3 separate regions of the Homo sapiens genome follow, and regions 1 and 3 are each linked to region 2. The links are chromatin loops, found by intact Hi-C in ENCODE. Cell type or tissue: heart left ventricle. All regions are shown on one strand. Each heading gives the region's core, and the rest is flanking DNA. Links, peaks and the distances in the headings are about the cores only. Region 1 overlaps ACACA (acetyl-CoA carboxylase alpha). Region 2 overlaps ACACA (acetyl-CoA carboxylase alpha). Region 3 overlaps AATF (apoptosis antagonizing transcription factor).

The links. A loop is a pair of places that touch in the nucleus more often than their neighbours do. Peaks named below come from ENCODE experiments on the same cell type or tissue, not always from the same donor. Only the 100,000 strongest peaks of a DNase experiment are listed, where the experiment ranks them.
Region 1: it touches region 2 in a loop (5-fold over the local background); 3 of 110 quality-filtered maps call a loop at or near these places.
Region 3: a loop joins it to region 2, with 4 times the contacts of the local background. A loop is called at or near these places in 2 of 110 quality-filtered maps.

What each region holds. Positions count from the first base shown.
Region 1 is chr17:37,139,383-37,149,526 of GRCh38, forward strand. All of the region lies in intron 45 of ACACA (acetyl-CoA carboxylase alpha), which reads right to left. It also overlaps the pseudogene RPS2P49 and the pseudogene HMGB1P24. Among named protein-coding and RNA genes, the nearest start is that of SNORA90, 100 kb to the right of the region's middle. RefSeq lists an enhancer at 2,987-3,488. In heart left ventricle, for the core only: no CTCF peak of the experiment used is centred there; no DNase peak of the experiment used is centred there.
Region 2 is chr17:37,084,712-37,094,855 of GRCh38, forward strand. ACACA (acetyl-CoA carboxylase alpha) reads right to left here. Exons shown (of 56, transcript NM_198834.3): 55 at 4,227-4,363; 56 at 281-2,728. The coding sequence ends at 2,605. Among named protein-coding and RNA genes, the nearest start is that of MIR2909, 56 kb to the left of the region's middle. RefSeq lists an enhancer at 5,016-5,517. In heart left ventricle, for the core only: no CTCF peak of the experiment used is centred there; a DNase peak (open chromatin) is centred at 4,428; H3K27ac peaks cover 253 bases.
Region 3 is chr17:37,010,933-37,021,076 of GRCh38, forward strand. It overlaps AATF (apoptosis antagonizing transcription factor), which reads left to right. Exons shown (of 12, transcript NM_012138.4): 9 at 8,073-8,140; 10 at 10,002-10,082. Among named protein-coding and RNA genes, the nearest start is that of MIR2909, 18 kb to the right of the region's middle. In heart left ventricle, for the core only: no CTCF peak of the experiment used is centred there; no DNase peak of the experiment used is centred there.

The DNA.
Region 1 (10,144 bases), core at 650-8,649, 54 kb after region 2:
GGACAATGGATATAGGGTAGAGATATAATGAAGGTCCACATGGATGAAGTGAGCCAGAGACTGTTCACTGAGGCAAGAGGGTAATACATTCTAGCAGTTTAGCTTGTGTTTGTGTACCCTTGGGGTTTGAGTACCTAAGTCTACATCACCTTTACTGATTCCACCAAATCTTAGGCCCAATGAGTTTTAGCTGGTATCTACAAATATAGCAGTCAAAAAGAAATATCCTCCAACCTTATTTCAGGATCTGGACTTTCAACAAGGCAGAGGAGGAGAAAGCAGGAGATAATCGGGCTCCGAAGGTACTGCATGGCACTGCAGGAGACCCCTAAGGTTCCAAGGAGTACTTCCAAGTGGAATTAAGTTTTAACTGTTTCTCTTGTTTCTTCTACTTATTTCACATTTTTAACTGGCAAAGTTATTTATGAATCCAATTTCTTTTCTATCTTGGAATAGCATTTTCATCTTCACTACATTTGTTCTTGAGACAAGACCAGACTCTGAACACAAAAGTACATGAGAAAGATTTTGGTTCCATTCAATTTCCAATTGGTCATATCACAAAACTGGGAGTTTCTTTGTTAAATTTGAACACTGTCTTTAAAGAGTGATCAGTCTCTGTACAGGGAAACAGACTTTAGCCAAATATAAAAAAGAATTCACAGATGAATACATAGATGAATGGGATTGGCTCCAAAAGTACTCAGCTCCCATTCAGTTGAATTTTTCACACATAATTGGGTGAATATTTAGCAATGGTGTCACAGAGGAGATTCACACAACAATTGTGTGGTTGAACTTTTGAGGATCCTCCCACTCTCAAGATTTATAATTCTACAGCCACTTGTGATTGTGAACAACATATAGTGTTTACTTTTCTGTAATCTGGATAAGAAACAAAATTAAAAAAAATTTTAAATCATCATGCTCTTCAACTTCCATTCCTGGTCTCACGAGTATGTAATAATTTTATATATCACTAATATGTAATTTTATATATAATACCCTAATACGCAATAACTTTAAAAATTCCCCACCTCCTATCTATTCACTCCCCAGCCTAAAACAGTTCCCTGGCTACAGATCAATATGCATCTTTATAGCATCACAGAATACTAGATATTGAACAGAATTTAAGATTAAGAGATCCTCTGGTCTTCTACTTAAAAAAAACAAGCAAACCAAAAACAGGCTTAATTCACTTTATTTTTCTTATGTAAAAACTCTGTGTTGTAGCCACAGTTGGAGCCTGGGTCCCCTGCATGGAGACTCTGGTGTGGGTCTTGATGAGGTGGTCAGTGAATTCCTGACAGGAAGACTTGATGAATACAGTCTCCTTCCAGAGGTCGGGGGTCAGGTAGCTGTAGGTTTTAGAGATGGCATCAAAGATGGCCTTGAGAAAGTTCCCTAGGGTGGCAGTGCAGCCCCTGGCTGAGGTGTAGCAGTCATCAATACTGGCCATCATCAGCAGCTTCTTGGGCACCAGGGCCGAGATGATGCCAGTGCCCCGGGTGCAGGGATGAGGCGCACCAGCACAGAGCCACAGCCACCTGTCACCTTGCAAGGAATGGTGTGGGCCTTCTTCTCCCAGTAGCCTCTGTGCATGGGGACAATGAAGAGCTTGGCCAGGATGATGGCCCCATGGATGGCAGTGGCCACCTCCCTGAAGTACTTAACACCCAGACCAACATGGCCATTGTAGTCCCTGATGGCAACAAACATCTTGAACCTGATGTGCTGGCAAGCACGCGTCTGCTTCTGCACTGGCATAATCTTCAAAACCTCATCCTTGAGAGAGGTCCCCACGAAAAAGTTAGTGATCTCAGATTCCTTGATGGGCAGGGAGAAGAGATAGATCTCCTCCAGGGACTTGATCTTCATGTCCTTGACCAGGTGGCCCAACTTGGTCATCCATTCCTTGCCCTCAGCCTTGCCTCCATGAGCTCTGTGGGGCCCAGGCCCTGTTCACGGCCATGGTCCCAGCCCTGGATGCCACTGCCAAAGGTTCCACGGTTCCCCATCTCAGGCACCCCCACACCTGGCTAATTTTTTAATTATTTTGTAGAGGGGGTCTTGCTTCTTGCTATATTGGCCAGCCTGGTCTTGAACTCCTGGCCTCAAGCCATCCTCCTTCCTTGGCCTCCCAAAGTGCTTGGATTATAGGATTACCACGCCAACCTGATTTTCTACTTTAAAATGGGAAATGTATTATGCCTTCCATTTCACAAAGAGGAAACTAACATCTAAATAGATTAAAGCCCAAAGTTGCTTACCTAGTAAATGTCAGGGAGAAGAACAATCAAAAGTTTTTTGTTTTTTTTTTTCTGAGATGGAGTTTTGCTGTTTTTGCCCAGGCTGGAGTGCAATGGTGCAATCTTGGCTCGCTGCCACCTCTGCCTCCCAGGTTCAAGTGATTCTCCTGCCTCAGCCTCCTGAGTAGCTGGGATTACAGGTGTGTGCCACCACGCCTGGCTAATTTTGTATTTTTAGTAGAGACAGGGCTTTACCATGTTGGCCAGGCTGGTCTCAAACCACTGACCTCAGGTGATCCGCCTGCCTCTGCCTCCCAAAGTGCTGGGATTACAGGCATGAGCCACCATGCCTGGCCAAGTTTTTTTTGTTTTTTTTTGTTTTTTTTTTTTTAATCTAAAGGTTCTGTAACTCCAAAAAATTTGAGCACATTCATAATAGGTTGTCAAACATGATAATTTCCGAGTCTGTATTCAATGCCCCAAATAGAGTCTCAGAGCTTTCACTTTATCTAGAAGCTCTGGACTGGTACTTGCTGTAGGGTCTCCCAAATTCTTAGACTCTAAGCCACCATATATGCATGGGCTCTCTTAGAGTCAGAGACAACTTCTGCAGTGGAGCTCTGTGTGGCGATTCCACCCTGCAAGATCTCCAAACCAGAGCACTCAGGATTGTTGGCAGGTCACTAAGGCAGACTAATAGAGTCAAAACATAACCTGGTATAGTTTTCTACCAAACTTGAGGAATATTGAATGAAAAACAAACAAAATAATCCCCCCAAATGGGGCCAGATTTACCAATATTTTATGTGTGGGGAGGGAGCGCTTGAAAATTAGGGAGATCTGTCCATTGTGCAATAATTTCTGAGAATTCATTCATAATGCTAAAGCAAGGATTACTCAGAAAGGAAGCTAAAATGCCCTCTTTAGAAAGGAGAGTGATCCCATCTGGAGCTATGGGAGTACAGGGACTGTCTATTGTGAAAATAGGTAGTTAGGGACTTTTAAAAATGCAAATTGCTAGACTGATCCTTAGAGTGATTATGAGCTATTGTATCAACGAGTCCTTGGGGACTCTTGTAGACAGATGACTGACATATATACTACCCTGTCACGACTGAACATCGTGCCTCTCACATTAATGGCTTTCCAAAGTGCGTTGATTGTTGCTAGATACATCTATTGGGAAAGTCAATACATGAATGTACTGCCACAGTGAGGACTGTCATCTAACATTTTCTTGAAGAAATTTTTGCCTTCAAAGAATCAGAAAGTATAGAGAATAATGTGTTCGTATTTCCTTTCCAGAACCAGGATAAGAAATTGCAATGAGAAGGAACCCTAAATGAACCTTAGAGAAGACTATGGCAGTGCCAATGTTTTACCTATTTTGGCTCATTTAATTCTCACAGCGACTCTGGTACACAGATACTATTATTACTCATCTTTTACAGTTAATAAAACTGTAGCCCAGAGAGGTTAAATAAATTGCCCGAGGTCACACAACTAAGTAGGTGGTAGAGCCAAGAATTAAACCTGGGCAGCCTGGCTCTAGCCTCTCCATGCTCATAACATCTTTTTTTTTTTTTTAACTAATAAAAAAATTGTAATTTACTTAGAAGCATTCAGAATGCCAACAAAACAGCTGCAACTTTTTTTTTTTTTTTGCAATTACAGAGTGGTATTCAGTTAACAGAACAATTGTTTCATATAAGCTGCATCAGAGACAATTGAAAATGAAAAAACTACCAACCCCATATATAACTTACATGTGCTGTGCACCAATAAGAACCTGCTTAAAATTTTTATGCCAATTTACAACCCCCATCCTGTACCAGGCAAGGTTAGTGGCTATGAAAATACCACCAGGACAGGGCTATCTAAAGACACTTTTGGTAGTGTGTTAACTATACAAAAGAAGACACCATACAGTTTAAAAAAATTCTTACACAGCCTTACATTTCAATTTTTTTCTTTAAAAGGAGTGAGTTGTATACAGGGGGGTTAAATGCTTTATAGACAAGAAAAAAATCTGTGCTAGAACCAACTTATTCATCATCATCATCTTCTTCATCTTCCTCCTCCTCATCCTCTTCATCTTCCTCATCTTCCTTGTTTTTCTTGCTTTTTCGGCCTTGGCAACTCCCTTTTTTGCTGCATCAGGCTTTCCTTTAGCTCAATATGCAGCAGTATCCTTTTCGTATTTTTCCTTCAGCTTCGCAGCCTTCTTTTCATAAGGCTGCTTGTCATCTGCAGCAGTGTTATTCCACATCTCTCCCAGTTTCTTTGCAACATCACCAATGGACAAGCCAGGATGTTCTCCTTTGATTTTTGGGCGATACTCAGAATACAACAGGAAGAACGCTGAAGGAAGCCTCTTGGGTGCATTGGGATCCCTGAACTTCTTTTTTGTCTCCCCTTCAGGAGGGACGTAGGTTTTCATTTCTCTTTCATAATGGGTCTTGTCTGTCTTTGCCATATCTTCAAATTTTCCCTTCTGTTTAGCAGACATGGTCTTCCACCTCTCTGAGCACTTCTTAGAAAACTGAGAAGTTGACTGAAGCATCTGGATGCTTCTTATGCTCCTCCCAACAAGTTTGCACAAAAAATGCGTATGACAACATCTTGCCTCTAGGCTTCTTAGGATCTCCTTTGCCCATGTTTAGTTGTTTTTCCACAGCGAGGCACAGAGTCACCCAGTGCCTGTCTGGCTCTCGCTTGCCCCGGCGCTGTCTCTATCGTAACCTCTTTAAGTTATGTGAAAGTTACAATGCTGCCCGCCCCACAGTGAGAGCTAAGTAATCTCTCCTTCCCTTCTTGAGCCTCCATGACTTTCATGCTGTGTTTCACAGAGTCATGGGTGGGTGAGCATGGAGACTACACAGTGCAGGTCCCTGGTGTAACAGACAATTCCCACTCCTGAGAGGAACTCTGGTACTGTGCCTAACAGAGTCAGCTATGACAACTTCACATTTCATACTGCATAGCTGCAGAAAAATACATATATGAGAACCAGAGAGAAATGTAACTTACTTGCACCAAGTCTCAAAAGCAAGATTAGCAGAATTAGCCCCCTACCAAACTAATGGCCCTAGTCATACCCATCACATAACTTCTTTTTTCCTGGCAGATTCAGTGGAAATAGGGGCCTGATCTCGCTAAGGGGGATGAGAGTATAGGATTTTTTTTTTTCTAAAAAAGAAGCAGAGCTTTAAAATACAAGAAAAGTCACATATCATCTCCTGGTGAATCTATCACCTGCATATCACTGCCTTTGGCATATACCTTACCTTCACAGTCAGTTAATGTCCACAGGACAACCATAAACTGCATATTCTTATTTCTCTGGATAGAGAATGTGCTCTCTCTCCCCAAGTCTGGGGCAATGGATTGAGAGCTAGTAGGCTCCAGTACACATCAGTGTTCCTTTACAATACTAGCTCTTCCCAGCCTATCTGCCACCTAACACTATGTTAAACATACTAATACTTTTACCAGGAAAGGGAGAAAAAAATAAAGTAAAAAGGAAACTGAGAGGAAGAGTGGTGGGAGGAGGGAAGTAAATATGATCATCTCTGCAAATGTCCAGTGGCAAATAGACTTAAGAGTTTATGACTCTGCAATCATCTCAGCTCCTTAAGGGTGCATCTTAACAGTTCCCCAAGTACACAGGTTACTGCCTTTGCCAGGCCAGCATGACTCCCTTCAAGCAGGGTAATTTGCCACACACATCAGGTCTGCCACGCAGTGAGGCATTTTAAGGAATCTGTCACCCACAGCCTACAGTTCCTAGAGTTAGGATCTACTACCTTGAGTGACATGAAATAGCAAGCCCCTAGAAACTTCTCTTATTAATGTCATCATTCTCACGACATTTGGACAAACAGGAAAACGACCGGACCACCTTCTCTTAGGCTTTACAGACCACTAAGCAAAGAGGCCTGAGCTTTCTTCAGTGAAACTTAGGGACATGAAAGTTCATGTTCTGACCCTGATCTAGTCTCTCTCAATGAAACTAAGTCACTTTCCCTTCTGTTTTTGCCTTCCTGTCTACGAAATATAGCCCTGATACCATTAGCCCATTCCAGAAGATAGCAAGGAACCAGACAGATATTCTTGACTGAATTTCAAGCAAACCCACTTGGGCTGCTTCTAATCACCAGCCTACTGCCTTTAGTTCTAATGTCAAATGTGCTTAGTAACACTCAATAAAATCCAGATACTACAACTCATCTCAATTTGGGTAATATTTTGAATATTTTACAAATAACTGCAGGCAACAAAGCAAGACAGACATGGAAAGAAGATACACAAATGGTGAGTTCACAGGGGGAAAAGGATAAAAATACGAAGGTGGGAAGCACTTCCTGGTTTTGGAATAAAAGACACAGTGGCAAAGGATGGCGTCCATGAATAAAACATGTAAGTATACAGAAAAACCACCAAAAGTAAAAAAACAGGAAAACACCAGAAAATATTTATTTTATATGAAGGTTACTACTGTTGGCTATAAAAAGAAATCCTTTAAAAAGTAAGAGTCTTTGGAAGCAAAAGATAGGAAGGTGTAAACTAATTAAAAACAGGCTAATGACAGGCAACATCATGTGTATGCCAAGATGGAGTATAGCCATAAAAGCCAGGCGCACACATGCAATGTATTAAGTTGAAAATGCATGTCTCTTCAGCTTCATATCTATTAAAGGAAGAAACAATTTACAGGTTGCTGCATTATGGGAGTATGATATGTGGAGTGTCAACCTTTTCTCTTCAAACTGAACCATGTTAAGTAAAATCAATGATGGGGTTTGGGGGGTAGGGGAAGGAAGGGGAAAAGCAGGGAGAAAGAAAGTTTTTAAAAATCTCTGCCTCAGCAAAAGTTTTCATTAAAATTTTAGACAAATCATCCCTGTGTCCTTCTCCCTTGCTGCCTGGGGCTCCATGCTATTTCTATGCAAATAACAACCTCGTGGTTTATATCTTATTATTTCCACCGGAGCTGCAGCGACATGACCTGAGATGTGTAAGAGGTGGGGGGGAAGGGGGGGGCAGAGGAGGGGATTTGGAGAGGAGAGAGAAAGGGAGAGAAGAAGGAGGGGGGAGAGAGAGAGAGAGGGTGTTCACTCAAGTGTGAAAAAATATTGTCAGGAGTGAGCATCAAGAACAAAAAAAAATTGCAGGGATAACGTGTTTATTTCAGTCCCCCCCAAAACCCCCCAACCCCCCTTCCTGCAAACCAGCACCTTTTAAAATTCATTGGGCATCAGGCGATCATGCACAATCCATCTGCTTTCACTTTATCATTTGCATTTCATGCCTCCTGGCTTTTGATGTGCTGATACTTTGATGCAGTCAGGAGACGTGCATTATCATTATTTCAATTTTCAAAGGGGTCAACAGGATCGGCACTTGCACACACAAGATTTTTTTCCCCTACAACCTCTGAACACCCCCACTCCTTATTCTTCACCCCAATGTTTAACATAAAGGATGAAGACTCAAAAATGTGGGGGTCAAATATTTACAGTCTAAGACTGTATATAAGCTTGCATGTCTCCTACATTTCCACCTTACACAGGTACATACTATGAGCAAAATGGCCAAGGCTTAAGAAAGGAGGCTCTATAATGTTTCAAAAACACAAAGACTTTCTCACACATGAACACACAGGGCGGCACACAGACAGAGAAAGAGGGGGATCTATACGCAAGACACAGACACAAAGAGACAGAAAGATCAGCACCCACACAGAAAGAGACATGCACTCAGGGTGACTTGCACACACCCAAAGTACACAATACAGAGAGATACCTACAGAAAGAAAGGCAAACAGAGATGAAGAAAAACACCAGCACACACAAAGACAACACACAGAAGGAGTGAGTCAGAGGAAGCCATCTGAGCATGGTAGTTTCCTTTTTTCATACCTTATAGGCAAAGGGGCTAATAGGATATTCTGAACGAATTTGCATAAAATCGGGTGTCTTCAGCAGCACAGCTCTATACTTAAGAGGAGCTGACATGAAGATAGTGAAGCAGGCAGAGCAACATTAGGTAACCTCTGTATCTGATCACTCCCTTCAGCTAAAAACAAATATGCCCTTTTGGAAGTGAGCATTGTTTGGTAAGTTAAAGCTATAGCTTTATTTATCTTTCACCCTGTAACTAAGCTTTTGTTTTAACAAGCAGCCCTGTAAGCTATGACAGTGAATATAATGAATTTGATTAGAACAATTCAATCAGATTTTAAGAAATCAATCTCTAATGTTTCTTCATGGCACAAATGAAATTCAACTAGCAAGTTTTCAAGCAAAACAAAACCAAAAACCCAACATCTGCTTTTTGTAATATTCTTTGTATATAATATAGTATCGGGGCAGGGGGGAGAAAGAAACTCAATATAAGAAGATATATTTCAGAAATTAGCTCTCTGACTGGGTATGGGAACATCATGGAAATATAGGTTTTTAAAGTACCATTATCTATGAGAACAGAATTTTTAAAATCTTTCAAAAATTCTGTTCTCATAGATAATGGTACCTAAAATTATCTTTGGCATTCATCAATATCTCATCCTAAGAAGGTATCCAAAAGAGCAACTTAAAAAAAAAAAAAACAACAACCTTAAGACTCTCAGCAGTTTCTCCCACTGCAATAATAATCTTCAGTAGTAGTGGTTCACAACCTTTATTTCCAGGCTACTCTCCAAAAAGGGAGGAAGACAGCCAAGTTCGCCACTGTTAGCACTGCTGTGCCTTTCCTTGATGAGAAAAGCAAGCCCAGAGGAGGATACAGAGTTCATATGAATGCACAGAGCAAGCTGATCGCATCAAATGATTCCTCTAATTTCTGACATCCACAAAATCTAATTAAACCAATGGAATTATCAACTTTTTCCTAAATGGGAATGACAGAACACTTAATTCTTACCCTTAAACTTGAAAGTCAAGACTTGATAAAAAGTTCCTGCAAGTGGAGTAAACATAATATCTGATACAATTTAGTATGTGTATTAACTCCATAAGCTCAATCACCAAATCATGTTAGAGAGAGGAACGGGAAACTGAAATTTGAATGTGGGCCAACACTTTTTGCCAAGAACTAGGTACTCTTTTTTTTTTTAAGAGATGGGGTCTTACTATGTTGTCAGGCTGGATTCAAACTTCTGGGTTCAAGCTATCCTCCTGTTTCGGCCTCCTGAGTAGCTGGGAATCTAGGCATGCCCAGTAGAACTAGGTACTTTTACTTATGTTTTCTCATTTGAGCTCCACATTATTTAAAGGTTTAAATTATTATCCCCCTTTGACAGATAAGAAAGCTGAGGAGCTGAGAGGTTATATAAGTTGCACAAGGGCAGTCAGCCTCAGAATATTCCATTATACTTTTCTGGCCCTGAAGAGAAAATAATTTTCCTATGCTTGCAAAGATGTCAGAACTGCACTGTCCTTTATACATTCAGGTATTCTTGGATAGTTTTCACTCTTTCGAGCAGTGACCTTGCCATCCATTTTTTTCCCCTTTGGAAAAACCCTTGTGAAGTTGGACTAAAAAGGCACAAATCTTTCTTTGGAAGGGAAGATAAATCTTTATGCATACTCTTTCCCAGTAACCCATCCATGCATCCATCCACCCATCTTCCCACTCAATATTTGCCAAATATTTCTTCTATATACAAGAGACCACCATCGGTGCCCTTTTCGAGAGGTGTATTTACAGATTTCACAAAATCATTAAAACTTGATAGTCTCAACACCTAGGCCGGTACCTAATTCATGATGTAGGCCTGAAATGGGAACCAGCACAGCTGGAATCAGAGACAGCTCAATGTCTGTGTATAGATCTCCTCACATCTTTTACTAATAGATTAAGAAAAAGAGAGAAGTGGGACAGAACAGAAG
Region 2 (10,144 bases), core at 958-8,957:
CCCATCCTGAAAAACTCAACAGAAACTAAAAAACTGACCCTCTGCTACGGGGTTCCCGAGCATTTGTAGCCTTTCAGAGTTTGACCTTGATTCAGCGGATAAGACAGGGCTGGCCAAGGCCAGCTTTTTACTGCCTACCCATCATCTTTATGCAAGTTCAGGAGACAAAGGGCTTTAGGTGTTACAGGGCCATGGAGGGGCTTGCCCCACACTGAGCCCCTGCTGAAAGCAGAACAAGAAATGAGGTGGCTGGGCATGGATTGAAATGACAAACTGTAACTCTTCTACAAATGTAGAGGTTTATTTCAACAAAATGTGTAAAGAGTGCATCTGAAGCTCCTGCTCATCACAGTATGTGTCCATCAAATTCTGAGACAAGTGAAGGCTGTTTTGTGAACGAAGAGAACAGATAATATGGCGGTCTCCGTCCAAGCAGGTCTTGGTCAATATCCATCATTTATACTCCTCCTGCCTTAGTAGCCTTGCATGTTTGAGGGGCTGTGGGAATGTCAGATTGCTCATGTTCTGTGCCTCCAACTTGAAAAAATCCTTGTCCAGGGTAAGACCTACAGTAAGGAGCTCTGGGGATGGGGGAGGAGGCATTACAGGGTTCTAGAGAGGAAACATACTCGTTTGTGTCATAATTTGGTGGGGAGAGGGGAGGTAAATGAGTGTAACCCACCCTGCCTCTGAAGACATGCCTGGACAGGCCTCCTGGGGGGTGCAGGACTTCATACCACTTGTAGATATGTGGGATTTGATTTATTGCAAAAAAGCATAGAAGAATAATCTGGTCAAAAATGAATCCAATTCTTACTAGGTAAGCAAATAGCCAGCAATGGTCAATGCATTTTCCTGGACTGAGAATTGTCCCCCACCACTTTATGCCCTTTTCTGAAGGTGCTGAACACCTGTACCTTCCACCAGGGCAGCCGGGCTGAGGCTCTGACTCCTGGGGGCTGTCCGCTCCATACCCAGCCATACAGTGCCCACCTGCAACCCAGAACCATTGAAAAGTCCAGCCAATCTATCCGCACAGATTCCTCCTGAAGAAGGGGAGGTGGAGCTCGTTCTTGTGTGCAAACTACAGGGTTAAGGCTCAGAACTGTGGCTTGTCCAAGAACGTTCATACCACTGCTTCTCAAATGTCTTAGTGATTTCCTCCTTGGTCATCAGTGACAAATGCAGTTAGCTGCACTAAAGGAACCGGATGCTACACCAGCCCTGATCACCTGCCACTCTTGCTTTAGGAACAGAGGAATCAGTAAGTTCTTTTCTTGAATAAACTAGTTGTTGAAAGTAAACTCTCTCCACCACCTGAGGAAGCCCCTGATGCCAGTCAGGAGGGGCCAGTAAGCCTGGAGGACAGCAGCACCATGACTGAGTTGTAAATAATCTTAAGGTCATGTGGATTCTGTGTTTCCTGGAAGCCTCCCTCATCAGGAAGGCCAGCTCCTGGTGCTGAGGGTGTAGCTGTCACCAGGGTCCTTTCAGAGCTGTGGGGAGACCTGCTGCCTGTCTACACTCTGGGGAAGAGAGTAGAACCGTTAGCTGCTAGGACAGTAATCCTGGAACTAGGGAAGAGTGAGTGTGGAGGCACCATTAACCTCTCAAAACCATCCAAGCTCCAGGCTTCATAGGAACAACTTTCCAAGTCCTCAAAACAAACAGACTATCTATCTATCTCACTGGCTCTCCACATGGCATAAATAACTAGTTTCCACCAGTGCAGAAAGGGCAGTTCTCTTCTGGCTCCTCCTCTGCCAACTCAGGCTTCACCACCTGTGGAACTGCTGGGGCCCCTCAAGCACTGGCCTTGCAGCTCCCAGCCACATGCGACAGCTAGTCCAGCAGTGACGTGCAGGCGAGAGGCAGGCCAACAACTACCTTTCCCTTTGTCCTCAGAGACTGAACCCAAGGTTGAGGTCCCCTAAATCAAGAATAACTGGTTCTATTTTCTTTCTCTGCTTCTTGGCTCACAGTTTTGCCCTCATCTTTGAGTTCCTATGGAGCTTGTAGTAGATTTTATGCTCTAATTTTTCTTCATAAAAGGTACCGTAGTGTGGTTAAACTGGGAATCATTCCTCTCCAGTGCCTACTGTGTGCTGGGCTAAGAGTCGGGGTAATAAACAATGGACTTGAGGCTTCCTCCTCTCCTTAGCCCTCCTCTGCTGCCTGTGGCTGCGGCTCATGGGGCCAGGAGTGAGGGGGGCTGCTCACTGCTGGGCAACTCCTCACGCTTCCCCATGCTGGGAGGCCAAGGGGCTGTCAGGACAGGAGGGGCAGCCCTACTTTGGTTAGTAAGACCTCATGGTACATGTTTGTACCTTTCATTGCCTTCTCAGTCCTGTGCAGGGAGTGGAGGACTAGGCCTGGCCAGGGTAATAAATACTGAATGGGGTAGGTGTGACTGGTGGGCTGGAGGGGGATTCTGTGATCTTACATCCCAGGATGTCATGCATAACCTGAAACGAGAGGAAGTAAAATGCCATTTGACTCCAGTGCTGGGTCTCCTGTGCCTTCTCATTACAGTGGTTACAGTTGTAAAAGGCAGCTCTAGCCCTTTTCTCCAGAGACAGGGCAGGGACAGGCAGGAAGCTCTTCCTACGTGGAAGGGGAATCCATTGTGGAGAGGATCCGTATGACTTCTGCTCGCTGAGTGGGTGATATGTGCTGCGTCATATGGATGATGGAATCCATGGCAACCTCTGGATTGGCCTGGACCAAGCTGGAAAGGAAGATTGAGAATGGTGAAGAAAAGAGAAGCAGAAGTGTCTAGATGAGGACAGCTAAAGAACTGCCCAATAAACATGTGTGCACCGTCCACTGCAGACATTTTAGTCACGCCTCACCTTATTTGTTTCCCTATATTACAAATATCCAGCCAAGGTAGTGCAAGACAAACCCAAAACATTTTGCTATGTTGAAAAAGGAATTAAACCCAAAACAAAACCCAAAAAAAACCCAAAACATGCCAATGGGGGCATGTCACAAAGACAGCAATTGGGGCATCAAAAGCAGCCCAGCAATGAATTATAAATCAGTAAAAAATAGAACTTCATGAGTCTGTACCAATAATGTATATATAAAAGAATCGGCAGGAGTGAGGACTGAGTGGTGACTGGTAATTGTGGAGGGTGTGCTGGAGTTGGAAAGTTATCATTTTGCAAGCTCATCGTAAAGACTGCACCAGAGGGAAATTTTGATGAAAGCAAGATACTTGCATGGCCTTAAAATGTCTTCCTGCAGACTACTTATTAGGTGCAAGGGGGGAAAATCAGTAATTATACGGTAGAGAAATGGAGCAACATCTTGACCAGCGGATGAAATTAACACGAGGAGGAGCAGATAAACAGCATGTGCCCCCAGATGTGGTGCCCTGTGAAGGTTCTGGCCAGAGTGCCTCACCTGCATCTCATCATGGGGAGACATCAGACAAACTCAAAATGAGCAATGTTCTACAGATGGTAGATATCAGATAAAAGTTTTTAATCAATGTTAAATTTACAAAAGTGGATCATTTTATGATGGTTATGTAAAAGTATCCCTATTCTCAGCAAATGCACACTGAAATATTTGGGGGTAAAGGCCATGATATATGTAACACCCTTAAGTAGTTCAGAAAGAGGAAAAATGTATACACATATGGGAGGGCAGGCACACTCATAAGTGATATAGCAACGGGGAGAAAATGTAACAGGTAAATCTGAGTACAGATATTATATATAGGGGTGTTCTTTGTACTGTTTTTAATTTTATAACTTTTCTGTAAGTGAAATGTTTCCAAATAAACTTTTACAAAAATGCCCCTGCAGTCTCTACCACCGATCCTATGGAGCAGACTGAAGCCTCTAGAAGAATACAGCTAACTCTTGGCTTCAGGAGGTGAGGAGGTGGTTTCCCAGGAAACCACCACACACACAATCAGCTTTCCTCCCAGAGTTGTTCATCCGGTTTGAGTATCAGCATTCAGAGCTAAGAGGTGGGCACAGTGAATTAAGCCTTCATCTAGCTGAGATTACTAAGTGCCCCTGGGGAGCAGTAGCTGAAAAAGAATTGGGCTTCAGGCCATATCTGTACCTGTGGGTCAACTACAGCTGTCTCAAACAGCAAGAGACTGCAGAGATCATAAGATTTCTGCGATCATCTCATGATTTGTTTGGAAACTTTTTATTCCAAAGAAATTAGCCCTCCTTCTCTAGTGGAGTTCCCCACGTTGGTCTCACCTGCGGATTTGCTTGAGGACGTAGTCTCTGCTGATGCATTTGATGTTTTCCTCTATTACCGAGTGAACACCATCCTCCTCTGTCAGCTGTTTCTCTAGCCACTCCGCCAGATCCTTATTATTGTCCCAAACATAAGCCTGCAAACAGATGACTCTTGGTCAAACACCAGGGGTCAGGCCAGGCCGGGACACCCTGACTATTCAGGATCTGGAGTGCTTGCTTACTCCAAAAGTGTGCTCCGTGTCCACGATTCTCCTTCACTGTCAGCATCGTGCAGGAGGAGGAAGTAGGCCTCGAGGCAGGAGCTGTGCCCCTTCTCCTTCTCTTCCTTTATGGACACAGGTGTACACCTGAAGTCTCCATGGGGCTCTCCCGAGCACTCTGGTGCTCATACCCTGACTCTGTCCTGTCAGACTCTAGGGACCCACCTATTTGACAAAGGCTAAGAGAATTCAATAACCTGACAGGTTTGAGAGAACCAGTTAAAAGCCCAAATTACTTAGTAAAATTGTGATTGAGAAGGCAAGGCTGTTTATTTGGTGTTTTGCTCTCAGAGGAGCTGAGACACAATGCCTAAAGTATAAGTCTCTAGCCTCAGTGAGGCCTGGCAGTCACTGGATGGATGAAGTCTCCTGAAATAGAGCCCACTGTCTTTTGATGAGGCACGGACGGGGAACTGATGGGAGGGAAGTCTTGTTGCCAGGGTACAGCCACCAGGTCAGAAACCTAAGCCCCATTTTATTACCTATGAGAGTATTCGAAAGGATCAAGACGTCCATAACCCTGAAAGTCTCAACAAACCACCTCTCACCTCCTTTTCAAGATCATTTAGCTGAGTATTTCCTAGGTGGTTGACTACATAATAATTCAGGAGTGTGTTAGAAGCCTAATAGCCTTCTCCTTGCTCTCTTCTCCTCTCATTTTCTTTACAAATCATTTAGGAATCGTTTTGTTAATGGTTTCCGGAAAACCAAGTACCACAATTAGGGCTCATTCATATTTATGTCATTTTGTTTGGGTAATTAAACACAAAGCTTGTCATTTAAAGGTGCGCTATCCTTCTCTGTTATCACTAACGAAGTCAAAGTCAGAATGACAATGAGTTTGGTGCTATAATTTAATAGGTGGGTGTGTTTGTTAGGGACTCTGAGGCTTTGAGGTTTGAGACGTGGCTACAGGAAGCCTGTATGCAAGCAAGGTCACCAAAGCCACAGCTGTGACTACTGGGCTGCAGAGGAAATGTCTTCATCACAAGAGGCCTCAAGCAGTACAAAACTGAGCACTAGGCTATTTTCTAACTATCTCGTGCCTTCAAATATAATGGTTTCTTTTCAGACTGTCACTTCCTGTCTCTAACTTAGCTGCCGACTTAGTTGTGACTGGTTATTTAATGTATGTCATTTCATCGACGTCTCTGTTTCTAAAAATTAACTCCTTTACATTGGAAAGATGAAGGCTTCCGGGGACTAAGGATCAGCAGTATGTCTCTTTTAGTTCTTTGTCCATTTCTTTTTCTGACTCAAATGTGCCCAGTTCTGTATCTAATCACTGATAAGCAGATCAGCAATTCTTCAGCTGGGGTGTGTGGCCCCGTCAGTGCAAACCTGAGTGACCCTCTCCTCTCTGTGCCTGGGTTAGGACTCCCAGCATCTCTCAAGGCCAAACTGCCTTGAGAAAGTGTTTTGCGCCTAAGGAAAGGAAGTGTCACATCAGCCCCTATCCACGAGGGAGAAGGTAGCACTGCTTTTCCCATAACATGGTTTTAACTCACTCTTGTGACCCAGCTTGCTGCACGCCCCACATATGGATGGGTCCCCCTGGACTCCTAAACGTCGCCACCTAAATTTCAACATTTCCATTTCCATCATTGGCAATTTACTCTTCTGCTCCGTGGTTTCAGGACTTCTACACATACCCCTACTTATGAAGATTGGGGTGGAGGGGAGGAAAAATAAAACAATAAATGCTTCTTGGATTTCAGAATGGAAAAAAAAAAAACCCCAAGATTTTTAGATTTACCCAAGAATCCCAAAGCCTTTAGTTTAGGAGAATATTTAATACTCTTATTAATCATTTTTAATCCGTTTGCTTTTAATTAAGAAACAGCATGATGCTTTCCTATCAACATATGCCAGGGAGCAGATTAATTGTGGCTTAAGATAACTCTCCTTGATTGGTGTAATGTATTAGCTAACGAGATGCCTGCTTCCAACAATGCTCAGACACTACACTGGAAAGCCAGCTACCCTCTAGAGAAAACTCTTCTGCCTTCCCCTCCTGCAGCCACAGAGTATGCTAGGTGTTTAAACATTTTGAAAAGTTCCCAGACAGGATTAGGGCAACGCATTCCAAGTTTTACAGTTGCTTGAAAATATGGGTCCTATAAAAAGATCTGCTGTTTACGCAAAGTACAACTGGATGACAATGACCGCCAAACCCCAGTGGATTACAGCCTAGAGTACATGAAGGAAAGGGGTCTCAAGTTCTAATCAACTGCATGTTTAGCAAAAATAAACAAACTTATGTAAGCATAGTGCCACTGGTTTTTCTCAACAGACCTGGGAGAGTTACCATACTGTTGTGGGATAATTTGCTCCACCTGGGAAAAGCAAGCTCCCTTCCACTGGGTTATGGAGTTTACAGGTTTTTTTTTCTTCCCCCAGACAGGGTCTCCTCCTGTTGCCCAGGCTGGAGTACAGTGGCATGATCACAGCTCATTGCAGCCCGAAACTCCTGGGCTCACGTGATTCTCCTGCATCGGCATCCTGAATAGCTAGGATTACAGGCATGCCCCACCATGCCTGGCAAAACTTTTTTTGGTAGAAACAGGGTCTCGTTATGTTGCCCAGGCTGGTCTTGAACTCCTGGGCTCAAGCAGTTCCCCTGCCTTGGCCTCCCAAAGTGCTGGGATTATAGGCGTGTGCCACTGTGCCCAGCCAGAGCCTACAGTTTCTTGTTTGCTCCCTTAGAACAGTTGTAAGACTCAATTCCAGTCATCCAGAAGGATAGGCCAACCTTATTCCCAGGAAGAAGCCATTATTATTTCCCTCCTTAAAATTATGAAAATGGGCCTGGCACAGTGGCTCACGCCTGTTATCCCAGCAATTTGGGAGGCTGAGGCAGGGAATTGCTGGAGTCCAGGAGTTTCAGACCAGCCTGGGCAACATGGCAAAACCCCACCTCTACAAAAAAATCAGCCAGGTGGGGTAGTGTATGCCTATAGTCCCAGCTACTTGGGAGGCTGAGGTGGGAGGGGAGGATCACATGAGCCCAGGAGGTTGAGGCTGAAAGTGAGTCATCATACCTACTCCAGCAGCCTGGGCAATAGAGTGAGACAAAAAAAAAAAAAAAGAAAATGTGGCCAGTCATTCCTAGTATTCCAGCGTGGACTTTAAACAGGTGTGATATGCTAGGCTGCTAACATCATGACAGGCCTGGGCCCGTATGCCACCTGTCAGCATATCCATCTGTATCAGAACATTTTATCAATAAAATATCAATAATTCTACATCACAACAGTGGCCTGTCCTAAAATGAATGTTCAACAGACACTTTCTGTCTGCATCAGTGGATAAGTATCTCAGGCACTAGTCAGCCTCACTAATTTTATGTAGTAATTAGTCTATCTCACAACATCTAAATGACCTGTTTGGAAAGTTTCATTTCTAACATACTGGATAGCTGTTAAGTCCTCCTTAGACAATGGTTCAGCAGGGCCAAGGAGTGACCAGGGCACAACCTGATGGATGTGAGCCCTGATTACTATACCCTACTAATAACTCACCTTGGGAGCTGCTGGGAGACACCTCCAGCTAGGGAGGCTCCTCCCATTTCTGACCTTCTAGACTTCTGGGAAACACACAGCCTGATGGGTGTAGGGATGGCATACAAATCCTAAGGTACACTCATATTTTGGAAAGACATTTTCAATACACCTACACTTACAAGGCTAAGCCCTATCCAACAGAAGCCCAAGAAAGGATGTGATTTTTTTTTCCAAGGGCTTTAGAGTACAATAGCCAAAGGACATGTGGGCTAGGGTGGCCATCAGACCCCTGTGAACCAAGCTCCTGTGAGCCAATCCCATCTCAGCTCCAGGCCCATAGCAGGGCCAAGCAACACTTTCCAGGTTCTACCTTACCTCCTCCCTGCCTGGCCCTGTGTGAGAAGTTTGGTGTATGAGACTTATTCATCAGTAGCCTGAGGCCAGGTTTTGAGGTCAGTGGAAATAAGTGACCCTGTCAATAGTGCTTTTTCCTATGGTCCTCACAGGGGCCTCTGTTGAGCATTCATTTCACTTGGAAATCCAGAATAAGAGCGAGTGGGTAGCTGTGTGAACAATAAGAATGCACCATGGCATCGGGTTGTGGGAACATGAGAGCATGCCAAACCAAAGAGCGTCTGAGCACCCACTGTGCTCAGGAGTCAGCCCCCTTTCCGCCGAGGTCAATCAGCTGTACATTTTTGACTTGGTCTATGTTGCTATTATTTTTTTACCTTCTAACATGGAGCAGGGGAAACTAGCATATTTTGAATGTCTACTGAGCCAGACATTGTGTTCCATACTTTTTCTTTTTGGAGACAGGGTCTCACTCTGTTGCCCAGGCTGGGGTGCAGTGGCGCCATCATAGCTCACTATAACCTCAAATTCCTTGGCCCAAGCGATGCTCCTGCCTCAGCCCCCTGAGGAGCTAGGACTACATGTGTGTGCCACGACACCGAGCAAATTTTAAAATTTTTTGTGAAGACAGGGTCTTGCTTTGTTATCCAGGCTGGTCTCAAACTCCTGGCCTCAAGCGATCCTCCCACTTCAGCTTCCCAAAGCACTGGGATTACAGGCGTGAGCCACCACATCTGACTTATGCTCCATACTTTACTCATGTTATTTAAAACTCACTGAACCCCATGACATAAACACCACCCCCATTTTACAGATGAGGGAATGGAGGCTTAAATAATATGCCCATGCCAGTAAATGACAAAGCTGGGATCCCGAAGTTTATGAGATTTCAAAACCCACATTCTCATTGTTCCATGCAGAGTCCTAATTTCAATTTCTACTATTGGGGTCTGGGAAAAAATAAATCAGCCTGTTTGAAAAACCAGGCTTCAAATTTTGGATCTAAGAATCAAGTGAGAAACCATGCCCAGGATACAAATGTGTGCCATGTTCTTATGACCCAATTTAAACTACTGTTCTTGTTATTTTCGTTAAGGAGCTGTAGTGATGCTTTGCTTCTGCCTGCAGTGAAACTATGAACCATAAATCCTACTATTTCCTACAGTAGGATCGTCCCAGTGGATTCAAACAGACTCCCATAACTCATGGTAACAGATATCTCTAAGGGAAACAAAAGAATTATAGTGCTCAGTTATATAATATCACCGTGTCTTCAATTTTCTGTCCCAGAATTTCTGTTTTCAGGATTAAGATTAAGAAAACAAATTCTCTGGGAACAAAAAGAACACAAGGCATAGCTAATAGATGCCTATCTCGAAATGTCTTTTCTTACCAGTAACCAACCACAATAAGGATTAGAGGGTCACTTCCTGGTGCAAAGCCAGGGTCTAGACTCAGCCAGTCTTTGCACTTGAGAAACACAACACACAGTATCTATCATTCTTTGAAGAACCACCCCCCCCCCCCCACACCAAACAGCAAGCAGATTGTACATCACTCCTTCTGAGGCACACAGATGGCTTTTGAACACTGCAACCCTTTCTTCTCTCAAGGGCACTGCAGATTTTATCACCCACCTCACACTAAACTAGGTCCTGCTGAGCCTGCCGAATATGGAAGGAGGTTTCAAAGCCACATGCCCTGACATCATAGGATTACCCGTCCTCACGTTCAGTCCTTGGCATTCCTCTCAGAGAACTCAGGAGAATGCTGCCTTTTGTAGATGGGCACAAGGGAA
Region 3 (10,144 bases), core at 1,039-9,038, 74 kb before region 2:
GACACATTTGCTTTTTGAAAATACTACTCTTGAGTACAATGAGGAGACAAAAATGGAGGGACAAGAGTAAATGAGAGGAAATCATTACACTGCCTCAGGCAAGACCATGTCTGTTTTATTCTTGTTTCTCCAGTGTGCTCAAAAAATATGTATGAGGGCCGGGTGTTGTGGCTTACGCCTGTAATCCCAGCACTTCAGGAGGCCAAGACGAGTGGATTACCTGAGTTCAGGAGTTCGAGACCAGCCTGGCCAACATGGAAAAACCCCGTCTCAACTAAAAATTTATACAAAAATTAGCCCGGCGTGGTGGTGCACGCCTGTAATCCCAGCTACTCGGGAGGCTGAGGCAGGAGAATTGCTTGAAACCGGGAGGTGGAGGTTGCAGTGAGCAGAGATAGCACCACGGCACTCCAGCCTGGGCGACAGAGCAAGACTCTGCCTCAAAAACAAAAAAAAAGTATGGGGTGAATGAAGATGATAGTAGCCTGTACTGGGTGGAGGCAGCGGAGATGGAGAAAAGTGGACAAATTCGTGAATATAAGACTTGAGATAGTTGAGATATTGGGTGTAAGGGAAGAGGAATTTCCAGGGGTAACTCTTAGGTCATTGAAGCCTTGAGAACAGAAGGAAGTTCTTGGGGGAAACCCTGTGGAGTGAGAAGAAAATAAAGATTGGAACTGAGTCGTGAGGAGTGGCAGTATTTAATGGCTGGCTAGAGGGGCTGGCTGAATGTGGAGTAAAGACAGAGAGATGCCTCACTGATACCGAGAAAAGAGTGTTTCAGTGAGGTGAGAAAGTCCAGTGTCAGTTGCTGCTTCAAGAAGTCTAATAGGATGAGTAGTGCTAGATGCCCATTAGACATAGAGATCTTGAGACCTTAGCACAGGTAGTTTGAATAGAATAATGGAAGCAGAAATATTAGGTGGTGGAGTTGTTGGTTCGGGAGTGAATGGGCAATGTGGAGTGGGAACATATAGTTGGGGAATAGGTCATTTTGTGCCAATTTTGTATTATAGGAAGGTATAGTAATTCCTTCCCAACTATTTGAAATTATAGTATATGCAATTTATTTTTTGTATGCCTCAAATATGGTATATAAAAATTGCAAGAGACTTCTTTTGGGGATAATTTTTTTTTTTTTTAAGTTGAGGTCTCTGTTGCTCAGGCTGGAGTGCAATGGCGCAATCTTGGCTCACTGCAACTTCCGTCTCCTGGGTTCAAGCGATTTCTCCTGCCTCAGCCACCCTAGTAGCTGGGATTACAGGCATGCGCCACCATGCCCAGTTAATTTTTTTGTATTTTTACTAGAGACGGGGTTCGCCATCTTGGCCAGGCTGGTCTCGAACTTCTGGCCTCAAGTGATCCGCCTGCCTTGGCCTCCCAGTGCTAGGATTATAGGCGTGAGCCACCACACCCGGCCCTTTTGGGGATAATTTGAAAGACTAGGGAGCTGAGAACCAAAAAAGGAGGTAAGGCAGGAGGTAGAGCAAAAATAGATACATTTTCACTAAGAAGTCTTGTGGGAGAGAGAGGGAATTCACAGGAAGAGTAAACCCAATCCTTTGAGTCTGCTTTTGTATCTCCCAGTGAGGAAGTTTGAGGAACCCTGACTCAGCTAGGCTAAGTAAGTTTGATAGAGGGTTGCCCCAAGCTTTTTCCTTCTCAAGCATCTGTGGCTATGAACTGTGGAAGCCTAAAAAGTAGGAATCAATAACTCTGGGTCACAAATTCAGAAAGCCAAGGAATATGTGGTCATAAAGCCAAAATGCTTTTAAAGTTACTTGGTTTTTCAACAAGGGTGCCAAGACAGCTCAGTGGGGTAAGTAGTCTTTTCAACAAATGGTATAATGGGATATCCACATGTAAAAGAATGAAGTTGGACCCCTACCTTACACTATATATAAAAATTAACTCAAAATGGATCATAGACCTAAATATAAGAGCTACACTATTAATTATAAACCTTTTAGAAGAAAACATAGGAGTAGAGCTTCATGACCTTGGGTTAGGCAATGGTTTCTTAGATACAAATCAAAAACACAAATGACAAAAGAAAAAATTGGACTGTATCAAAATTAAAAACTTTCCTGCCTCAAATGACACTCTCAAGAAAGCAAAAAGACATTACAGAAGGAAAATGAATAAGGGACTGGTATCCAGAATATATAAAGAACTCTTACAGCTCAATAACAAAAAGACAAATAACCTCATTTTAAAATGGGCAAAGGGTCTGAATAGACATTTCTCCAGTGAAGATATACAAATGGCCAGTAAGCACAGGAAGATGCTCTGCATCATTAGCCATTAGGGAAATGCAAATCAAAGCTGCAATGAGAATGTATCATACCTGCTAGTATGGCTGTCAGTCAGTGTTTACATTATTATTACTAAGTAAATGTTGTTCTCAAGTGTCTTAGTCTGTTCTGCATTGCTATGAAGGAATACCTGAGAATGGGTAATTTTTGAGGAAGAAAGGTTTCTTTGGTTCACTCTTCTGCTGCTGGGAATTTTGGGCTTCTAGTGGAAGCCTCAGGCTGCTTCTGTTCATGAAGGAAGGCGGAGGGGAGCTGGCATGTGCAGAGATCACGTGGCAAGAGAGGAGGCTAGAGGACTGAGGCATGCCAGGCTCTTTTCAACAGCCAGCTCCTGGGCTCTAATAGAGCGGGAACTCACTCCCCACAACCAAGGGAGGACTTCATCTATGCATGAGGGATCTACCTCCATGGCCCAGACACTTTCCATTAGGCCCCTCCAACATTGAGAGCAAATTTCAGCATGAGGTTTGGAGGGGACAAACATCCCAACTATAGGAACAAGCGCTATATTATGATTACATTTTTCTTACAAATTTGTTTTTTCCTAGAGCTAATAATGCCTGTTTTTAAAAGATTTGCCTAGTTTTCTGTGTAACTATTGCTGTTTTTCCCTATATACTCCACATGCCTTGAATATATAAAATAACCTATCCTTTTGCACCTCCCTTCTACTTTTTCCCCTTGGAGACCTCATCCTAGAGCTCTCTGGACTCTTCTGGCGTGGCTGCACACCAGGCCTGCTGGCTGTATTCCTGGGACTTGCCTTTGCTTCTTCCCTGAGTTAGACCTCTCGTTTCTAATATCTTATGTCTTGATTTTAGTATACTCATTTACTGAAGTACATCTTTCTGTGAAAGAGTACACAGAAAGTAAATTGTTGAGTCCTTACGTGTATGAAAAATGCATTTATGTAACTCTCATTATACTTGGTTAATAATTTGGCTGAGGAGGCAGAGGCTGCAATGCGCTGAGATTGCACCACTGCACTCCAGCCTGGGTGACAGAGCAAGACTGTCTTAGTAATAATAATAATAATAATAATAATAATAATAATAAGGCTGTATATGGAATTTGAGTCTGGAAGTCATTTTCCATAGAATTTTGAAGGTACCTTGCTGTCCTCTGCTATCTGCTCTTGCTATTGAGACGTCTTTTCCCATTCAGATTTCCATTCTTTAATATGTAGGGCGACTGTATAATTTATTATCAAAACTGGGACAGGTAAAGTGCTAGTCTGACAGCATATTAGGACAACAGGTGTAAACCAGGACTTTCTTGGTAAACTGGGACATATGATCACCTCTTTATATGTAACCTGTTTTTTCTTTAACTGCTTAGGATCTTCTCTTTACCTCTGGTGTTCTACATTTCATGATGATGTGTCTTGACAGAGGCCCTTTTTTATTCATTGCACTAGGTCTTTGCAGTTGTATTCCTGTTCTTTCTTTGATTTGGGAAAATTTTCAGTATTCCTTCAAACATTTTCTCCCAGCCTTTGTTAGTTAGATGTTTGACTTTCTGGATTATCCTCTAAATTTTTGTCTTGTCTTGCAAATAAGCAAGGGGATATTATCTTTTTGCCTTTTGGCTTTCTTTTTGTTTTATATCAGAGATTTTCATTCATTTAAGTTCTTCTGTTGGATTTTTTAAAATTTTCTGTTTAGTGTTTAATTTCTCATTTTAGTCTTTTTCACAGCATCCTGCTCTTATCAAAGTATACCCTCTCCCACTCTTGGGATATTCATTGTAAGTTTTGGGGGTTTTTTTCTCCTTTTTAATTATTTATTTTGTTCTCTGCATTGCTTCCTTGAGTCTCTTTTCTATTTGTTTGGTTTGTGCATGAGGATTTCCTCAGATGCAGGCGATCCTTAACTGTCTGTTCATATTTAAGAGTAAAGCATTAAAGTTTATTATTCGGAATCTCTGAAACCTGGGCAGAGCTTTTTGGCTTCTTTAAATATAATTATGCTGTGAACTGACCTCTTTGTTAGAGTAGCCTTGGATGTCAGAATTTGTATTTGTTTGCTTTGTTTTCTATATATCTATTTGTTTGTGCTGCTATAGTAAAATACCACAGACTAGGTAATCTTAAAAGAACAGAAATTTATTTCTCACAGTTCTGGAGGTTGTAAAGTCCAAGAACAAGAAGGTGGCAGTTTCTGTTGTCTGGAGAGGGCTGCTGTCTGCTTCCAAGATGGTGCCTTGATGCTGAATTCTTCTGAGGGAATTCACATGGCAGAAGGTGGAAAGGCAAAAGGGACAGACTCCCTCCATCATGCCCTTTTAGAGGGACGCCTAATCCCATCCACGAGGGCAGAGCCTGCATGACTCAGTCACCTCCCAAAGGCCATTCCTTCCAATACTGTTGCATTGGGGATTAAGTGTTCAACATACGGATTTTGGGAGACACATGCAGAAGACCATAGCAACTTTGAAATCTAATTTTGGGGGTGGGAGGGCAGACACCATTCAGTTTCTTCCAGAAAAGGCTCCTCTGCTTTCCTGCCTAGGAAATTATAGAATGGGATGTTAGCTTTCTACAAATGAGGTGGGAGAAAGGGAGAGGTTTCAGAGATTAACATAGAGCCTTTCCCTTGTACCTCATTCCAGCCTTCTTTGCCTGGTATCCTCTATTCTGGAGCTTCTGTGGTTCAATATTTCCAAAGAATAAAATTTCTTTTCTCTCACGAGAGGAGGTGGGTGGTAGAGGTGGTTAGTCACTTGGCTGTGTGGGATAATGGAGGAGGCCCAAGTGGTTCTGCTCCTTCTCTTTTTCCCACCTTGCGTGGTAACTGCCAGAGAGCTGATCCTCACAGGAATTCTGCGGCCTAATACAATTAGCTTCATCTTCACCTTTATTCACTCTGGGCATTTGGGTGATAACTTCTCCATCTCCTTACTGTCTTGGAAAAATTTATGAAAATATGCACACATTAGTGCTCCTTTTCTCTTTTTTCTTAGGAGTTAATATTTATTTTATTCCTCAACTGTCTCTTAGAGGGGTTGAGAAGAGATAAACTAATGTGTTCAATCTGCCATTTTTAACTGTTTCTAGCATGCATTTTTTCTAATGAAAGTATTATAAATGTTGATTAGATGCTTAATAGTACTATTAGTCCTGTTCCTCATGTATATTGGTATGGGTTAAATAGGTTTCTGTGGCCAACCTGAAAACCTAACTGTATCTATGATTTTCCCTTAGAACTAGAGGTATAATCAAGCCTTTCCGAATTGATTATCTGGAGGAATTTTAACAGACTAGAGCAAAAACATTTTCTCTCTCTCCATTTTCCAAATCACATAGAAAATTACTACAAATACTATATCATCATTGTTGAAATAAAAAGCTCTAATAATTGTAACAGAAACTTGAATTTTAGTAGAAAGGTTTATTTGTAAAGTTAAAGCTATACAAATTAAAATCAGAAGTAAAATTGAATTCTTCAGCCAATATCTCAAATCTCTTTTTTTTTTTTTAGCAACTGTTTTGAAAGCAATTTTCTAATTAAATTTAAACCCAGTGATAGTGGTAGCTTTGGGAAAATAGTAATAGCCACGGGAATCATTTGTTTAACTGTATTTTTTGTTGTTGTTGCTTTCTTTTTCTTACCATGGACACAACAGAATCTTCTGAAATATTGGACTGAATAAACTAGACCTAGCTAGATAGACCAATAAAACAATCTTCCAAGTCATGAATGAGTAAAAATAGTTATGCAAAGCACTTGTGTGCGAAAATGCAGCTCAGAATATGTATAGTACACAAAGTGTTTGAAAGTAAATGCTGCACCAACTTGGTGTTGGAATTGCAGAGACCACTGCAGTGGGGAGCTCCAATTTCCAGCCTTTGGCAAGGGCATATTCTTCCCGAGGATCACCCTGTTGTGCTGGGGCAGCCTTCCATGAGCACTTGCACCCCGGTGACCCTGATTGCCCAGTCTCAAGGGATCTGAGAAAATTAGGAAAACCAGGAACGGTTGTTGTAATCTTTTGTATGGCTGGAACGAGGTAAGGGCAATGAAATGCAGTTATTCCATTATTTTCCTTCCTTTTTATTTTTCTTTCTCTTTTATTTCTTCTTCTTTATTATTATTAACCACTCCCCCTCACTCCCCCTACTCCTTGCTTTTGACAGAATATTGACTAGGAACCAGAAGCCCATTTCTGCTTAGCCTTAAGGGCAGCTGTTTACACAGCAGCAGTGTTACATAGGTTTACTGTGTCATATGTCTGTGTAACACTGGATTTGGATCTTGTATTTAGCTGCCAGAAGTGACTGTGATGAAGTAGGAGAGATAAACTGATAGATTGGCTGCCAGAAAGATGTTGGGAATCAATCAGATAAACAGGGTAGAGAAATAGCTTGCTGTTTTCTAGTGATAATAAAACCAGCGGCTTCTGGTCCCTGCATTCTTAAACATAATTGCTGTAGTAATAATGTCCAAAATAAGCAAATGAAAAAACATCATGGGAGGTTTTCTAATTGCAATTGAGATATCCTTTTCCCTTTTGCAATAAAGATTCATCTTTTGGAAGTGAATATTTTTTATAAATTTGTTTTACTTCTTCCAGTGCCTACTTACATAAACATATGAAATTAGAAAGAGATCTGCTTTCAGAGGAATTTATTTCTCTTTCTTCATTTGAACCACTGAAGCCCACAGGCTTCAGCTATTTGATTTGATGAAATATCTCTATTGCCACCATGCCTCACCTACAAAATCATTGCTAATTTTTATGAAGAAACAAGTTTTAAGGCCAAACCTGGATTATTGACAGATGATTAGCAGAACTAGTTTATCTTAGCGTCTTCTCTTAAATTTCTCTCAGAAGATTTTTGGAATTTTAATCTCTGTTTCTCTTTCTCTGCATATAGCACTTATAGTTCTATTATCGTAATTCAGGGTTTTTCTCCCTTAGTGTTTAACTTTTAAAACCATTGCTTCTCTTCGCCCAAGGACTTTAAGATTCAGTGCAGATTCTTAAGTCTGTATGAAAGGTACAGATGTAGATTTCAACTGGGTGCAGAGGAGTCAGGCTTAAAATGACAGTAGGAGAGTCATTTAGAATAACTCCCATGGAGTTAATTGTATTGGATGAGAGACTAATCCTCTGTGGTATATTTGCAGTATGCAAATGACTTTCTTTAGATTCCCTCTTAAAATTTGTGTGGCTATGAATGTGTTGGTATCATGTGTGGCTAAAGCACTTAATAGCAAGCATGGTAGAGTAGCAGCTGTGGAAAACAAGAGGCCGATGCCCACACTTTTAATTACATACAGTAAAGGCTTTTTGCCTGAGGAAGACCTTCCTGACTGTTGGAGGTTATAGTTCAGAAGTTAACCTTGCACCATTATCCTGTTGGTGAGAAGCTGATGCATTTCCCTTTTTGCCACACGGCCCTTCCCACCTGACCTTTTAAAGATTCTCCATTGATATCAATGGAGTGGACAAAACTAATCATAAAAATAATGAAGGGAATGTTGCATACTCATTGATCTATTTGAAATGAACTGCGGTACAATAAGTCTTCCAAATGGACTTCTGTTCTCAGCTACTGCTATAGCCACCTTTTTAAAGATATATAACTATGAAAGCGTTAACGGGAATTCAGTAATGCTCTTGCCACTGGGTTGTCCCTTATTGATTGTAGTTTTAGAGCTGTCACTATGCCATTCAGAATTCCTTCTCTGCCCTTTTAAAGTCAGTTGTACTGGAAGATGATAAATAAATTCGTTGCTTTCCTTTTTCCCCTAGCTCCTTCGAGAACTCATAGAACGGAAGACCAGCTCCTTGGATCCCAACGATCAGGTGGCCATGGGAAGGTAATTTAGATACAGCTTTCTGTTCATGCAAGCAGCCTATGTAATAGTTTCTCCCCTTGAGTCCCTTTAATTCTACCTGCAAAGCAATGATTGGTCCTATAATTATTGAAGTTAAGCAAGTAAGAGCTAGAAAGAAAATGTGACTAATTGTTTACCCTACATTGCCTAAAGTGCAATTTGTAAAGAAATTATAAAACACCTATGTGTTTGTTTTTAGAGTTTGTTTTCCAAAGTCTTTCTTATGCTCTTTGCTCCCTGGTTTTGCATTGTGATTGTATCCATATCAATCTGTTGACCAGTGGATACAAAGCAGCCATCCAAATGTGAGCTCTCAGCTGTCAGAACATGGCACTGCGCACAACAGGTTCTTTGCTCTCAGTCGAATCTGCTTTGTTAGAGTCTGCCCTAATTTAGACCTCCACCTCTTCAGTAAAAGCTTCAGCACAATTAGAAGTGGAACGTGGCAGCATTACCCAGATGTCAGGGCAGAATGTAAAGTAGTGAAGGAAGGCCCTTGTGTGTATGCTTCATCCTGTGGTTGGAAAATAAAAAGGGCATTTAGAATGCTACCTAATGAATAGTGTACATTTAAATAGCCATGAGCCATAATTTGCAAAAGCATGAAAGGAAACAAAAGCTGCAAGTGCCAGAATGGGATTCTAGGCAGAGCAGCCATTCGAGAAAGCAGTGAAAAATTTGTGTTGATGAAATAATTTTATTTAAGTAAAATATTATGTGAATTTTAGGGTAGGATGTTGATATTTCGTTTATCTCTGGAATGTTATAGAGAGCTGTTCGCTATAAATTTAATGTGATAGAGCAAATTGCATTTAAGTGGTGATTATATTGTACATTTATCTGACTTTACAATAAAATAGATTATGGTAATTAAGATTATATTAAGATTACAGTAATTGGATTTCCCTAGATTTTTTTTTTCTGGTGTTGAATTTTCGTTGTATAAATCAGGTAGGATGACTAGCTGCTGCTGCTGTTTCTCCTTCTTTTTCTTTTTTTCACTTTAGTTCATATGAGCAATTTATGAAGATTTTCTTAGCCTAATATCCCTTATTGAAAAATTAATTCCTTCTTATCTAAAATGACTGCAGAATATGTGAATCTTGTTTGGATTCTGATCCAAACAAGCCAACTGTAAAATTGAGACATTCCAGGAAATGTGAAGACTGACTGAATATTTGATAATAAAGAATTATTGTTGACTTTTTTTTTTAGATGTGGTAATGGTATTGAGATTATATTGAGGGGAGAAGAGTCCTTATCGCTTCTCTTGTATAGCAACACGTACTGAAATATTTATAGATGAAATGAAAATTAACAATTTAAACAATTTAAACAATTTAAAACAATTAAAAACTAGTATCAGTAGTGGATAATTATTTAAAAATTAGCAAAAATTGGAAAGCACAAGAAAAAGCACTGGAGGATTACCAAAGGGAAAGTTAGATTTTAAAAATTCATGCATTCAAACCAACCAGCAGTTGCAACATTAGTAACAGAACATGCTGCATAGCTAAAACATTAAAAGAAAACCCAAGTAGCTCTACTAAATCTGATGGGTTTGCCTGCAGACTGGTAGATTTAGTGCTTGTCACAGCAACTCCAAATACTAAGGAGCATTGTGAACCAAATTTGCTGTAGAATTTCCCAGCTGCCGTTTGTTTTTTTACCATTGCACAAATCCTGTTCAATTGATTAGTCAGTTTGGCCCCAAACTAGCTTGAGGAACTTGATGTAGGTTGATGATTTCTTTCTGCAGGGTTGTTAGAATAATTCCAATTTGTCAATATGTATAACTATTTCTGTTAGTGATGATGCATAACATTGCTTGTGAATTTTCCAGGCAGTGGCTTGCAATCCAGAAGTTACGAAGCAAAATCCACAAAAAAGTAGATAGGAAAGCCAGCAAAGGCAGGAAACTTCGGTGAGTTACTTTTCGGAAAAAATGTCAACATATATTGTATATGTATCTCGTCTCTTACATTC